Regions from separate parts of the Homo sapiens genome. Here all the other regions are linked to region 3. Evidence: read pairs that join two places in POLR2A ChIA-PET (ENCODE). Cell type or tissue: OCI-LY7. All regions are shown on one strand. Region 1 overlaps RHBDD1 (rhomboid domain containing 1). Region 2 overlaps RHBDD1 (rhomboid domain containing 1). Region 3 overlaps RHBDD1 (rhomboid domain containing 1).

Region 1 (5,000 bases), 68 kb after region 3:
TGATAAGAGGTACAGAAAAAAAACGGAAAGCGATGTAATGACTTGTCTTGACCAAATGCTTCCACTGCTCTGGAGGAGACAACCCACTTCCCCTGGTTAAGGAGGGGTGTTGCGTTTTAAACATGTGGTGGTTGTTATTCATTGTACTTTTTTTTAAGGTAGGAGATGTTGTTCTTTGGACTGAGTTAAATGCTGCTTAGCATAAAAGACTTGATGTGGAACAAAGCCTGCAGACTGTGACTATTTGACATGCACTGGGCTAATGAGAAGACAGAATGTCTCTAATCAGCAGCAGAACAAACACTCACAAAGGGTCTCCTTCCCTCCTAGGACTTCCTTCGCTGGGCATCTGGCTGGGATTCTTGTTGGACTAATGTACACTCAAGGGCCTCTGAAGAAAATCATGGAAGCATGTGCAGGTACAGAATAAAACACCTTTGGCATGACAACAGCTTGGAAGTTCATGTTAATTTTAATGTGAACAGAAGCAACCCCAAGTTTCCCTGTGGTTCAGCTCAAGAATTCCCTAATATGCCTGTTTTTCTTTTTAAACCGAAAGGTAAAACAACCAGTGCAGTTCCTTACATTGCTCCACAAAAGAGGCTGCAAACTTAAATTTCGAATCTGATACTTTCTTAGGGGACAAATATCAGTATATATTTATACCCTCAACCTTAATGCTACCCGCAGAAAACCACGATTTCCTAAAGAATGCAGAGAACTAAAGTGCCTTTAAAATAATGCATTCTTCTATAATAGTCCATGAATTAATATACGTGCAAGGCAAAGGTGAAAAAGAAAACAAAGCCTGGACTGAAGTGCATGGCCAGTATTTTAAAGAATTCAGACTGATGACCGGGTCCTTGGTGGATGAGCCATATATTCATGCATGGCGAAACCAAGTCTGTTATTGCTTGAAGCTTAGCTCCTGCTTTTTTTAATTTTGTTTTTCCCTTCAAATTGATACTCAATGAAAATATTTCATTTAGAAATACTTGTATTTTTTAGACCTCTTAATTTTCAATGCGATTCTCATTTTGACTTGTAAGAAAACTGGTTTGCAAACACTTGTTTTATAGACTGAGTTCCACTATTTCATCTTTTATTCATGGGAAGTCTTCTGAGACTATTTTACCTTTTCTTGAACCATAAATAATTTGTTTCACAGTTTGTGCTGATGACTGGTATTCTTGAGAACCATATAATATTCATGATAGTAGAAAGCTTTCCAGGCACTGCACTGGCACCTTTATTAGCAGGTCGTGTTCACTTTTGGTTGATTTTTACAGGCTGTGTTGCATTTAAGCAGATCCTCATTTTCCCACGTTTGCTTATTAATGTGTTTCCACTGTACGTACTTAGAGGAGGCAGTGGGAGCTTCATTTATTGAAAATGTCCAGTTTTATTGTATTTTCAATACAATTTAATACTCATTAGTACTGATAAAAGAGATGATTCTCGGGAGTTTAATGTCTTGTTTCTTTTTTCTGTGTCTCATGATGAAGCGGTTAGTAAAGCTTTTTGCAGACATGTTATGAAATTTAAGCAAGTGCTTTGTTTAATTTTTAAAGAGGATTTTCCCCTAATTATAATATTTAAACTCTTAGTTTTAAAAGCCTTAAAAAATAAGTGGTGACTTATTTCTACACCACTCCATTTTCAAAGTAATAAATACAATAGCAAATTAAATAGGAAAATTAGAACACTCAGTGCAATTTGCAAATAGCCTGCGAACTCGGCCTTTTTTCTGTGAGCTGAGAATTGAAGGACACAGGAACCCCATGGAAAACGACCCAGCATGTGGAAGCTGCTGTCTGATGCCTCCTGGAAGAGGAGGGTCACCCTGAGGGTGTGGCCCTTGGCCCTCCCTCTCTCATTTCATTCAGCCGTGCCAAATTGACTGAGTAGACAGTCCTACTGCCTTCTGTAGGGACAAGAAAGAGTGAAGTCCCCTAGGAAGGGTAGGGAGGATGGCTCTCCTAACACCTTCTTTGAGGAAGGTTCTCCATTTAGCCAGAGTGTCTCTGCTTGTACAGAGACATCAAAGCCGAGGCTTGGTACTTTGGCAGGCAAAGACTAAGGAACTTCAGTGAGTGTAAATTAGGGTTTCATTTTCCACTACACACACACACACACACACACACACACACACACACACATTCTTTTCCCTGTAGGGACACACACACACTCTTTTCCAGTTAGGGCTGGCCCCCAAACAAAAGGGAGTTTATTTTAATAAGTGTTTAGAAATCATTTGAAATGACCTTGGGCTTTGTCCAGAGAACTTTCTAATTACTGGAACAATTAGCATTTAAAGCTTTATGGCTGCCATTAAAATGTTTATTTCTTTTACGTTTAGGCGGTTTTTCCTCCAGTGTTGGTTACCCAGGACGGCAATACTACTTTAATAGTTCAGGTAGGCACTGTATTTCATTTAATAAATTTTAACTTATTTTTAAAATTATAGTGTTCAGCTCTACAGAGTACTTTAGGATACTACTAGTTTCTGCTGTGGTAGGGTCATTCACATGTTGTGTAACTGTGCCTCTAACACACCTGGAAGCTAGATGGAGGGTAGCCTAGGGAGCATATTTGTGGGGGTTGGTAGGGAAGGCCAGGGAAGGAGGTAACTCAGGCATGAAAACATGGTATGATTGGTATGAGGTCTCTCATGTGTGATAAGATTCATATTAGACCTTGGTTCTTTAAGTCTCAGTCTGAGACTCTACTGCTGGGAAAGTGTTAAAAGTTGGTTTTAGGTGTATAGTTCTCCATGGCCCATCCTGTGTATATTCAGGAACCCTTGCATACCGTCAGATGCTAAAATAGGCATGCCTCTAACAAATGCCATGTGACTTAATGAGGAAGAATGTATTTTTCTAAGTATCTGTGTAAATAGATAGAAAAGACTTCCTGTTAAAAGCGTAAGACCTATTTTAGGCTAAAGCCTTTGCATTCCAGTCTGGGGTGGCTACACGGTAGTATTTTAGATCAGGCCCAGCAGCCAGGTGTTAGCCATGGCCATTGGAACACTCATGTCTTAATGCAGTGAACTGAATGTGCCCGTCCCCAAATTCATACGTTGAAACCCTAACCCCTAATGTGATGATTTTAGTAGGGTAGGAGTTTGGGGAAAAAATTAGGTCATGAGGGTAGGGCCCTCATGAATGGGATTAATGTCCCTATAAAAGCGACCTCAGAGAGCTCTCTAGCTTCCTCACTGCCACATGAGGATACAAGAAGTCAGCAGTCTGCAACCTGGAAGAGGGTCGTCACCAGAACTGACCACACTGGCATCGCAAGCTTCCAGCCTCCAGATTGTGACAAATTTCTATTGCTTAAGCCAGCCAGTCTATGGCTGTTTGTTATAGCATCCCAAATGGACTAAGATGTGTTTCTGTTTATATTAATTGAGGACCACTATAGCTTAAAGCTGAGACTAGCAGCCTTTTCTTTAAAGGACCGGACAGATAATATTTCAGGCATCAAGGGCTTTATTGGCCATATAATCTCTGCTGGAACTAACCTGTCCTTGTAGCATGAAAGCTGCCAGAGACAATATGTAAACAAGTGGGTATAGGTGTGTTCCAATAGAATCTTATTCCTAGCTCCTGCCTTTTCTACTGTGTAAGGATATGAGATTGACACTCTGCCAATTTAACCTTACAAAATAGGGCAGTTCTACTTACTGTCTTCTCTCTCTTTTGCACTCGATTTATTTTCTATTTTTTAAAAAAGAGGACTGAAGAGAACAGCTTCTTTCCTTCTTATGTGGAAGAAGCACAGTCACACAGACCAGAGAATTAAGGGCAAAAATAATAAAAAGCCCTTTTTACCTCTTTTAACCTCTGTAAAATTACTATAGTTATATGCCTTTCTCTGAAGTGATTGGATTTCTTCAAAGGCAGAGCTACTTAAGGCCAGGTGGCTATGCTAATGGTCATCTAGGGAACTTTTATGAGAGCATATGTATATCTTACAAGTAATGATTTATTCTTAATATGGCTGTCCTTAGCTGGAAAAGTCTTTATAGGTCAAAGAACCGCATGAATATTTAAAAAGCTGTTACCAATTTTTCTAATCTTGGTGGTGTTTCTTGATCTCCTTTGCCATGAAATCCTGGTATGTGTATAAGGAACAGATGGAGTAGTTAATAGAATAATGACAACCAGATTTTCTTTTACTACAGAGCCTAAGTATATAACTAAAAAAAAAAAATTAAACTAGTATTCCTCTCAGGACATAATTTAAATTTATTTATCTTAATTGTTTGATTGCTAGGTTTTTCCAGGAATGTTTATTATGAAGATTTTAAAACATCTGATTGGGCCAGTGAAACATCCATAGAAAATTTTTGGTCCTACGGGAGGAGATCTGTTCTCATTATAATAGATACTGATGAGATTTTGGGTCCTGTTGATGATCTATGATTGACGATATAGAACGTTTAGCCACACTGGTCTTTCTGATTTAAGGCACCAAAACTTTCCCATTTTCTTTCCCCATATTTTGTCTGACAAGTACCAAATTTGTTTTTATAATATTCAGATGTTTAGAGTTGTTGACTTTATTTCATTGAAGAACTGCCAGATTATTTTAAAATAAGAAATAGCATGAATAAAAATGTTTTTCTACATCAAGAAAATGTTGCCTCAAATCATCGCATGTGTATCTGGCAATTAAAACTCTAGGTAGATATACAGTTTCTATGTGGTGAGCAAATATTCAGAGACCTTGGGTTATTTTGGCTTTTGAATTAACTGAGCATTTTTGGGGGTGGATAGGTAGAAATGCTGCGTAGATCTTACATAACAGAATGGCTTTCCACATGGGTTTGAAAGTGATAATGAGCCATGTGGGAAATTACCCAATATACTTTTTGTATTCCAGTAAAATAATTGGCATTCATAGGGAATTGGGCAGTTTCTCTAAGCAGGGATTGCTGAAGCATCCCATGCTATTCAGTGACGTCTCTATAAATATTCTATTAGTGTTGCAGA
Region 2 (5,000 bases), 76 kb after region 3:
TATTATACCTAAAATAATGTTATGCCTTACTCGCTTGTCTTTGCTTATACAAAACAGGAAGTATAAAACAACAGTCCATAGCTGTGTTCTAGAACCTTTTCCTTGTGCCTTTAGGCAGCTCTGGATATCAGGATTATTATCCGCATGGCAGGCCAGATCACTATGAAGAAGCACCCAGGAACTATGACACGTACACAGCAGGACTGAGTGAAGAAGAACAGCTCGAGAGAGCATTACAAGCCAGCCTCTGGGACCGAGGTAGGAGTCTTGCGCCCTTCAGTTATTTTAAAGCATACCTCATGTGGTAAGGTAGTCTGAAAAAGAGCTATTTGTAGCAAATTAAATTTTAAACAGTTCAGAAAAAGGATATGTAGATGAAAACTGTGTGCAGATTGTGATTACAAAGAATGGGGTGTGATGCCATATTCCCAGCAACCTAAGCTAATAAGGTGCCAGACTGTGTATGTATTGTTAAAGTGGTTCTTTTTATAGTCCTGCTGTACTTGATGCTTTGGCATTAAAGTCAAGAAACTTAAAATTCTTAGATGCATGATAAAAAAAAGAGAGATTTTCTTTGGAATTCATATTTGTAAAGAAGGCTCAGTGTCACTAAGTATCAAAATATTGCCCATAAACCTCCGACAAATCTCCCTCAGCATCACATAGGCTAAGAATTCAAGCTCAGATTTGACTTCTGCTGAACCAATCTGTCTGGGGGTAGAGCCTAGAAATTTGTGTTTTGAACAGGCTTTCCAGGAGATTCTTTTATAAACCGATATCTGAAAAAACACTGTATATATTTTGCCATGTTTGTTCTAGGTTTGGATTATGAGTTTGGGTATTACTGTTTTTATTGTTTGAGTAGCGACTAAAAATCAACTGTTCATTTAAAGGGCATTTGTTAAAGTTTTATGTTTCATGTACAATGGTAGGTACAATAGGGAACACTGAGTGGTAAAAGTTGGAAACTACCCTCAAAAAGTTAACAATCTGTGTTTGGGCATATGCCTACTAGATGTGATACCACACAGGTAACCCTAGCATCAGGTGACTAAGAGAGGCTCAAGCTAAGTGTTAGACGTAGGGAGAAGATGGTGAGCTTTTTCATACCTAGAACTATCAGATTTTCACAGAGGAGATAGCATTTGAGTTGGACCTTCAAGAATGTGTAGAACTTGAAGAGCTGTGGACGGGCATTCTCTGCAGAAGTCTGAATATCAGCATAGAAGTTAGGGTCATGTTCTGCCAGCCCTCACTTTTGAATGGACAATAAGAGAAGAAAGGGAAGAAGAGTGGGAAGCTAGGCTGGGTCCGGATCGCAGGGGTCCTAGAATTAAATAGACCAAGTGGAAAGTGGATTTAGTGTGTGGTATAAATGCCAGTAGAGCTCTGCATGGGACACTGATGTGGTCAGAGCTCTGTTAAAAGAATCTGGTAGTAGCAGTCATTCTGCGAAGAAGATTGAGCACCAATCAGGTACCAAGCATTATGCTAGGTGATGAGAGTACATAAATTATGACAATATAATTTCTGACTTTAAGGAATATAGTCTTAGTAGCAACAGTGTGCATGGAGGTGGGGAATGACAACAAGCGGGAGACAAGTTGGAAGACTATATTGCAGTAACCTGAACAAGAAAGGAAAGCCTAAATTATGAAGGTGGAGAAGAAGGCATAAATCTGTATTTCTCAGGTGAAGAGTTTCAGAACTGTGATGATGTATCAGTAATCTATCACTGTGTTAAGAATCACCCTGAAACTCGTGGATTAAAACAGTAAACATTTGTTCTTGCTCATGAGTATGTGAAGCAGCTGGGCTGGGCTTAGCTGATTTTGGCTAGCGAGCTAAGGTGTCTGCGCTGGTCTGCTGGGGTCTGGCTGCTCTAAGATGGCTTCTTCTACATGCCTGCCTGACTAATGGTGGTGTTACGCCATGCCTCATTCCTCAGCCAGCAGGCTAGCCTGGGCTTATTCACCAGGCCACAGCATAAGGTTTACAGGAGAGTGCAGAAATAAACAAGTCTTATGCTGGCACAATGTCAGTTCCACTGTATTCTGTATACTGTTACTGAAGCAGGTAACAAGACCAGCTCAGATTCATGGGATAGGGAGATAGTCTCCACCTCTTGGAGGAACCGCAAAGTCACATGCAATGGTTATGGATAGAGGGAGAGGTGGAGAATTGTAGCCATTTTTGTAATCGCTGTATCACATATAGTCAGTGGACTGCCAGTATCACAGTCATTCAAAAGCATGCCTTAGCTATGGAATCCTGAAATCTGGGGAAAGGGCCCCAGAGCCTATATTTTTAACAAATTCTCATGGTTATTCCTGTACACACAGGTTTAATCACCACTGGGCTATCCATGAAATATTACAGGACAAGTAGGGCAGGGCAAAACTTCTCAGCGTGGACTTCATACAGCCTATCTCTATCCCCTTCAAGGCTGACTTCAAATAAAGTCAAAAGAGCCAAAGAACACAGCATGATAGGAAAGATTTGGACTTATATTTGGGAGACATCTTCTGATTATTATCTTCTGTTAAGAAAATGTGTATTCTAAAGTAGCAAGCCTTCATAAAGAGTGATGGAAAATCAGGGAAAAATTAGGCAGCCCGAGTGAGAATATTTGAATGTGAGACATAGAAAACCTCCCATGTTAAATGTAGTAAGAGAAAGGAAATGCAAGAAGACAAGCTTACCTTTTGTAGTTTTGTTTCTAAAGGGTTGCTATATGCCCCCATCAGTAATTATACAGGAAGTTAGTACTAGTAGTACAGGTGTCTTTTTTGAAAGAGAAAGAAAATAATGACTTCCCTCAGTAATTTGGGCTCAGAGACATGAGCATGGAAGATCTGCAGATGAAAGCACCCTCTGATGGCCCTGGTGATTTTGGAGCAATTTTATAGACTTGAATCTAGGTACAAAGGAAGGGCTTACATTTTGGGAATCAGAAGAAAGTTGGAGTAGATTTTTGAGATGTTTCCTTAATGAAGAATATATTTATTATTAAGTTAATATAAGTCATTAATATTAATTTTTCCTGTTTAACAGTAAATGGTATTGAAATATATACTAACAGGCAAAAAGAAAAAAAGACACAGGCTACCTTCAGAGATTTCAGAAAGTCATCTGATAGTAGTGTTGATTTTTCATAAATTTAAATCTTATTCTTAAAAAAACTTCTTGTAAAAATAACTCGAGAGTATACTGAACAGAAATAGAAACAACTTAAAATGTTTTACTACCCCTATTTTAAATTATTTTATATTTTTTCTTCTTACCCTTAAAACATTTCAGTTAAGAAATGAATAATTTTTACTTTAAAAAAAAGATTTTTACACATCAGATGCTATAAGACTCGCTTGGTGAGAAGAGTATTTCTGGGATTATTTTGAAGCCAAGGGTTTTGTTTCTACCTCTGTCTAACTAGTTGCTTGGTTTGAAAAAATCTAGCTTCTACTTTGTGAGTATGGAGTTACGTTCTAAAACTCCTCACAGTAGAAGATTGCTAAGACTAAATGATCCAGAGTTTGTGCTGAATTACTTTTGCTATCTGACCTTTTATTTTAACAAAATCATAGGTTTTTTTCTTCCCTTTTTTTCCTTCCTCCTACACATGTATTTTCAGAATTTAAAACAGTCTCTTCTTTCCATTCATGAAAAATCACAAAAGTATGTAGAACTTGTTTGTCTCTCAAATGGCCACTTGGTACATCTTAAACAGAGTGGCCTTGGTTAGGATTTTGAATTACGGTGAATGAAATATAAAAATAAATAATTTTAAAAAGAAAAGAAATCATAAAAGTTAATAGTTAATTGATGATTTTTGAATATAGGACTTTCTAAACAGAAAAGTAATGAAAAAATTGTGGAAGATAGACCATTGAAAACTTTGACAAAGAATTAATATAATCAGCATGTAAACTCATGCAATGAAGTAATTAATACTAACTCCTATTAGGAAAATAGAAAATAATTTTAACATATAATCCAAAGACTTATAAGTGACCAGTGTGCATCTAAAAATAATTTGCTGTATATTAGCAAAGAGTTAGTTTGTTCATCTCACTACATTTATTTTTTTTAATTTTTAATTTTTGTGGATACATAGCAGGTGTATATATTTATGGGGTACATGAGAATTTTAATACAGGCATGCAGTGTATAATACATCAGGGTAAATGGAGTATCCATCACCTCAAGCATTTGTCCTTTCTTTGTGTTACAAACAATCCAGTTCTACTCTTTTAGTTATTTTTAAATGTACAAAAAAAAATTGTTGACTCTCATCACGCTGTTGTGCTATTAAATACTAGATCTTACTCATTCTAATTATTTTTTGTACCCATTAACCATCTTCATTTCTGCTCATCCTCCACCCCAGCATCTGGTAACCGTCTTTTCACTCTCTATCTCCATGAGTTTGTTTTAATTTATAGCTCCCACAAATAAATAAGAACATGCAAAATTTGTCTTTCTGTGCCTGGCTTATTTTACTTAACACAGTAACCTCCAGTTCCATCTACGTTGTTGCAAATGACAAGATCTCATTTTGTTTAATGGATGAATAGTATTCTATTGTGTATAAGTACTACATTTTCTTTATCCATTCATCTGTTGATGGATACTTAGGTTGCTCCCAAATCTTGGCTACTATGAATAGTGCTACAGTAAACATGGGAATATAGATATCTCTTTGATATAATTATTTCCTTTCTTTTGGGCATATACCTAGCAGTAGAATTGCTGGATCATATGGTAGCTCTACATTTAGTTTTCTGTGGAACTTCCAAACTGTTCTCCATAGTGGTTGTACTAATTTACATTCACACCAAAAGTGTACAAGGGTTCCCTTTTCTCCATATCCTCGCAAGCATTTGTTATTGCCTGTCTCTTGCATAAAAGCCATTTTAACTGGAGTGAAATGATGTTTCATTGTAGTTTTGATTTGCCATTTCTCTGAGGATCAGTGATATTGAGAACCTTTTCATATGCCT
Region 3 (5,000 bases):
TAAAGGCTACATTCACTGCAATGTTGAGAAGGTCAGTGCCAAACCGTGGCCTACACATGTCGTTTTGATGAGAGCACGCTGCTCCCAAGGCTATACCATGGCTCCTGGATATTGAGAGAGTTTTCAGATAAACATAAGTCACTTTGAATGGATTATTCTGGAAATAATTTCGTTAGCTCTGCCACCAAATTGGCACTGCCCCATCATGAAATGTTTATTTTTCGAAGGCATTAAATATTTTTTTTTGTTCTCCTCATCGGAGAGGCAGATCGCTATCTGTGGTTTTAGGTCAGACAAGCCCTGCTCTGAATCTTGCCTCTGCTACTTAGTGATTGTGTACATTAGACAAATTAACATCCTCCCCACTTGAATTTCTGTAAAGTAGGAGTCATAGGATGTGCTACTTCAGGCCATTGAATTAAATGAAATAACGCATAAAACACGTCCACCTTGTTTTAGGCACAGAGGCTCAGTAAATGTTGTGTGTCGGACAAAGGGAAAAAAGGTATTTGTTGTCTCAAACCTAACTTTATGCCATTCATTTTATAATATTTTTATAAATGAGGTAATTTTATTACCTAACTGCACTGCTTTTCTTTTTAACCATAAAATGCTGAAATGGAGTCAAAGCTTTCATATTATTGTGAATGAGAAAAAACAAACACTTGAAAAAAGTTGAAACTTTAACGTGAAAAAACACCATCTTCAGTTTTATCACTGTAACAGAGCAACTTGTAGAAATTGTTTTGGATGTTTACAGCAAGGTAAACATCCAAAGGTCAGGGGATGAGTAATAAAGTATCTTCTGTTAGTTAATGGGGACAGTCAGCTAGAGAAGGGGACACTGTTACAGGAAATGAGACCTCGTTGAAGGTATGCATCAAAGGATGAGAAAATGCTGTTAGCCCTGAAATTGCTAATATTTTTTTAAAACACGAATTCTTAATAGCAAAGTGAAAAGTTTTACATTACATTTTTTAATAAGGGATAACAAAATCTCTTACATGTATTTCTGTGTGTTTATATTGTATATGAATGTATGAGTGCAGAAAATACTTGACTCACACTAGGTCATAATTTTATTTGTCAGTATATTGGAATATGGGGGTGGGGACCAAGTATAAAAGGAAATTTTCTATATATGTAAAATTAGATACGTACATGTATATGTAAATGTTCTTTAAAAAAACTATTAAAAACGGAAGCGATTCTTTAAAAGGTAGATTTCCTTTTATGTTGCAGTCATAGCCACGTAAGCAATGGACCTCATATTTTTTTTCAACAGGGAGCCTCTTAAACAGAATCTTACCTGTAAAACTCAGGAGCCGAGAAGCTTTAAGAACAGTGAGGTTGAAGGGCACAGGCTCTTGGTCCTTGGCAGCGATATTAGGAGGCGTGCCTAGGGAACCTCGGATTCCGGGGAGCTGGACGTGAAACTCTGTGGTGGAATAGAAATCCTCAGGGCATGAGCTATACCTAAAACGTAATGGTATTAAGAATTCTGGTAAGTGGGATTCACAAACTTGTTCTGAAGACAATTTCCAAGGTTGTCAGCCATGTCACCATATGGATGGCTTCTCATGCAGAGGAGTGAGTGATTATTGAGAAAAAAAAAAACCCACCTGACCCGTATTTTACAAAGTAGGATTCTGTGCACTTTTTTGAGGAATTAGCTTTTTAAAAAATCCCTCCAAGTTGTGACAGCTGTATCGCTATTAAAAGCTATTTGGCATTTTAACTGACTGTTGTTTAGGATTACAAATGACTCGGGGAAAAAGAAACAAGGAGTCAAAGGAAGTGTATTACTTGTGTTTATAGCCCTATCATTTTTTTGTTGTATGGAAGCAACTACTCTATATTTATATAGTAAAGTGTTTTTTTAGAGTTAATTTTTAGTTAATAATGAGCCTTCATAAGAAAAATAATTTCAAATGCTAAGTATTTGTTAGATTGTTACTAATAGTGGTAGTTAGTGATATTACATTGTCTTTTTCACACATTGAAGAGGGTTTCCTGGTGACAGCTGGAGCTTGGGGGAGGGGGAGTTACTTTCAATCAACCAGCTGCTTTGTGGCAATATCATGATGGTGATATTTCAAAGCCCATAGATAACTTTGGCTGTTTCAGGAAAGAAAATCTATCAAATTTCTGGGAAGCAACAGATAATGGGCAAGAGACCTTTGGGATCTACGTGATGGCCAACTAACAATGTGTGCATTCCGGTTTGCATGTTGGGGTTATTTACCATCTAGTTTCTTGGACATTGTTACATGCACCTCATAATTACACAGTAATAGAATCTAGCTCTAAGGGCAGGAAAATCTCATTAAGGAGAGGAAAGGAGAGTGAAAAACCTTGGTGATGCACTGCACGCTTTAACATAATACCCTATTTCATTTATTCTTGATGGTGATTCTAGAATGTAAGTGGAATTTTTTGCCATCTATGGATAAAGAAACAGAAGCTCTACAGTACTGGTTGTATGATTTGCCCAAGGCCACATACTAGTACATGATGGCCTCCATATTTGACCCCAGATCTTCTGGCATTAGCTCTAGGAATGTTGTCATTACACCAACAGCTGTTTCTCCAGGTGTTAACTTGCTTATGCATTTTTAATGCAAAGTCACAATATCAGGATAGTAATGAATGAAATAAATATAAATGTTACTTACAATGACTTCAGTTTTATAAATAATATATAGGGGTGTGTGTGTGGACTTGTGTGTATGTGTGTTTTGGCAACTACATATAATTTGGGTTTTTTTTTTCTTAAGTAAAAAGTCTCTTGGGCAATACTGTGAAAAAAATTTCACTACGTTTTTTAAAAATATATTACTGATACCAGCAATATTGCAATTATGTGTGTTGCAATGAATCAGTTGTGATTCTAAATTTGAACAAACCTAGGAATGAATTTTGTGCATACTGCCCATGTAGTCGCCCTCATCCTAACATATTGAAGGAAATTTCTTGTTTTTTTCTTTCAAGGCGTATTCATTTTTCATTCATTTATTTATTTTTTTTGAGACAGAGTCTCACTCTGTTACCTAGATTGGAGTGCAGTGGTGTGATCTTGACTCACTGCAGCCGGGACCTCCTGGGCTCAGTTGATCCTCCCACCTCAGCCTCCCTAGTAGCTGGGACTACAGACATGTGCCACCACACCCAGCTAATTTTTTTTTCTTCAGCTTTTAAGTTCAAGGGTACGTGTGTAGGATGTGCAGGTTTGTTACATAGGTAAACATGTGCCATGGTGGTTTGCTGCACAGATCATCCTGTCACCTAGGTATTAAGCCCCACATCCATTAGCTATTGTTCCTCCCTGCCTACCACACCTCCCTGACAGGCCCCAGTGTGTGGTGGCTCCCTGCTCTGTGTCCATGTGTTCTCATCATTTAGCTCCCAGTTATAAGTGAGAACATGCAGTGTTTGGTTTTCTGTTCCCATGTCAGTTTGCTGAGGATAATGGCTTCTAGCTTTATCCATGTCCCTGCAAAGGACATGATTTCATTCCTTTGTGTGGCTGCATAATATTTCATATGTACCACATCTTCTTTATCCATCTATCATTGATGGGCATTTAGGTCAATTCCATGTTTTTGCTATTGTGAATAGTGCCACATTTAACATATGCATGCATGTATCTTTATAATAGAATGATTTCTATTCCTTTGGGTATATACCCAGTAATGGCAATGCTGGGTCTAATGGTATTTCTACCTCTAGGTCTTTGAGGAATCGCCAGTCTGTCTTACACAGTGGTTGAACTAACTTATACTTCCACCAACAGTGTAGTAGCATTCTGTTTTCCCTGCAACCTCGCCAGCATGTGTTGTTTTTTGACTTTTTAATAATAGCCATTCTGACTGGCATGAGATAGTATCTCATTGTGGTTTTGATTTGCATTTCTCTAATGATCAGTGATGTTGAGCTTTTTTTCATATGTTTCATGGCTGCATGTATGTTTTCTTTTGAGAAGTGTCTGTTCATGTCCTTTGCCCACTTTTTAATGGGGTTGTTTTTTTCTCCTAAATTTAAGTTCCTTGTAGACTGTGGATATTAAACCTTTGTCAGATGGATAGACTGTAAAAATTTTCTCCCATTCTGTAGGTTGTCTGTTCACTCTAATGATAGTCTCTTTTGCTGTGCAGAAGCTCTTTAGTTTAATCAGGTCCCATTTGTCAATTTTTGCTTTTGTTGCAATTGCTTTTGGTGTTTTCATCATGAAATCTTTGCCCATACCTATGTCCTGAATGGTATTACCTAGATTTTCTTCTAGGATTTTTATAGTTTTGGGTTTGACATTTAAGTCTTTAATTCATTGTGAGTTAATTTTTGTATGTAATATAAGGGGTCTAGTTTCAGTTTTCTGCATATGGCTACCCATTTCTCCCAGCACCATTTATTAAATAGGGAATCCTTTCTCTATTTCTTGTTTTGGCCAGGTTTGTCAAAGATCAAGTTGTTGTAGTTGTGTGGTCTCGTTTCTGAGTTCTCTATTTTGTTCCATCTGTCTATGTATCTGTTCTTGTACCAGTACCATGCTGTTTTCGTTACTGTAGCCTTTTAGTATAGTTTGAAGTCTGGTAGTGTGATGCCTCCAACTTTGTTCTTTTTGCTAAGAATTGTTTTGGCTACTTGGGCTCTTTTTGATTCCATAAAATAGTTTTATCTAAATCTGCGAACAATGTCAATGAAAGTTTAATGGGAATAGCATTAAATCTATAAATTACTTTGGGCAGTATGGCCGTTTTCATGATATTGATTCTCTCTGTTCATGAGCATGGAATGTTTTTCCATTTGTGTCCTCTCTAATTTCTTTGAACAGTGGTTTGTAGTTCTCCTTGAAGAGGTCTTTCACTTCCCTTGTTGGCGGTATTCCTAGGTATTTTATTCTTTTTGTAGCAGTTGTGAATGGGAGTTCATTTATGATTTGGCTTTCTGCTTGCCGGTGTTGGTGTATAGGAATGCTAGCAATTTTTGCACATTGATTTTGT

The links. ChIA-PET counts read pairs that join two places held together with the same protein. Peaks named below come from ENCODE experiments on the same cell type or tissue, not always from the same donor. Only the 100,000 strongest peaks of a DNase experiment are listed, where the experiment ranks them.
Region 1: POLR2A ChIA-PET joins it to region 3 with 60 read pairs; 7 of 35 experiments call an interaction of 5 or more read pairs at or near these places.
Region 2: POLR2A ChIA-PET joins it to region 3 with 34 read pairs; 5 of 35 experiments call an interaction of 5 or more read pairs at or near these places.

What each region holds. Positions count from the first base shown.
Region 1 is chr2:226,906,463-226,911,462 of GRCh38, forward strand. RHBDD1 (rhomboid domain containing 1) reads left to right here. Exons shown (of 9, transcript NM_001167608.3): 6 at 331-419; 7 at 2,360-2,416. Among named protein-coding and RNA genes, the nearest start is that of RHBDD1, 73 kb to the left of the region's middle. In OCI-LY7, no CTCF peak of the experiment used is centred here; DNase peaks (open chromatin) are centred at 149, 1,309, 1,979, 2,899 and 1 weaker place; H3K4me3 peaks cover 4,072 bases; H3K27ac peaks cover 4,127 bases.
Region 2 is chr2:226,914,094-226,919,093 of GRCh38, forward strand. RHBDD1 (rhomboid domain containing 1) reads left to right here. Exons shown (of 9, transcript NM_001167608.3): 8 at 115-258. Among named protein-coding and RNA genes, the nearest start is that of RHBDD1, 81 kb to the left of the region's middle. In OCI-LY7, a CTCF peak has its summit at 2,876 (motif pointing left); a DNase peak (open chromatin) is centred at 2,788; H3K4me3 peaks cover 1,001 bases; H3K27ac peaks cover 2,307 bases.
Region 3 is chr2:226,838,124-226,843,123 of GRCh38, forward strand. RHBDD1 (rhomboid domain containing 1) reads left to right here. Exons shown (of 9, transcript NM_001167608.3): 2 at 1-31; 3 at 1,286-1,504. Among named protein-coding and RNA genes, the nearest start is that of RHBDD1, 4.6 kb to the left of the region's middle. In OCI-LY7, no CTCF peak of the experiment used is centred here; DNase peaks (open chromatin) are centred at 1,238 and 2,038; H3K4me3 peaks cover 3,237 bases; H3K27ac peaks cover 3,201 bases.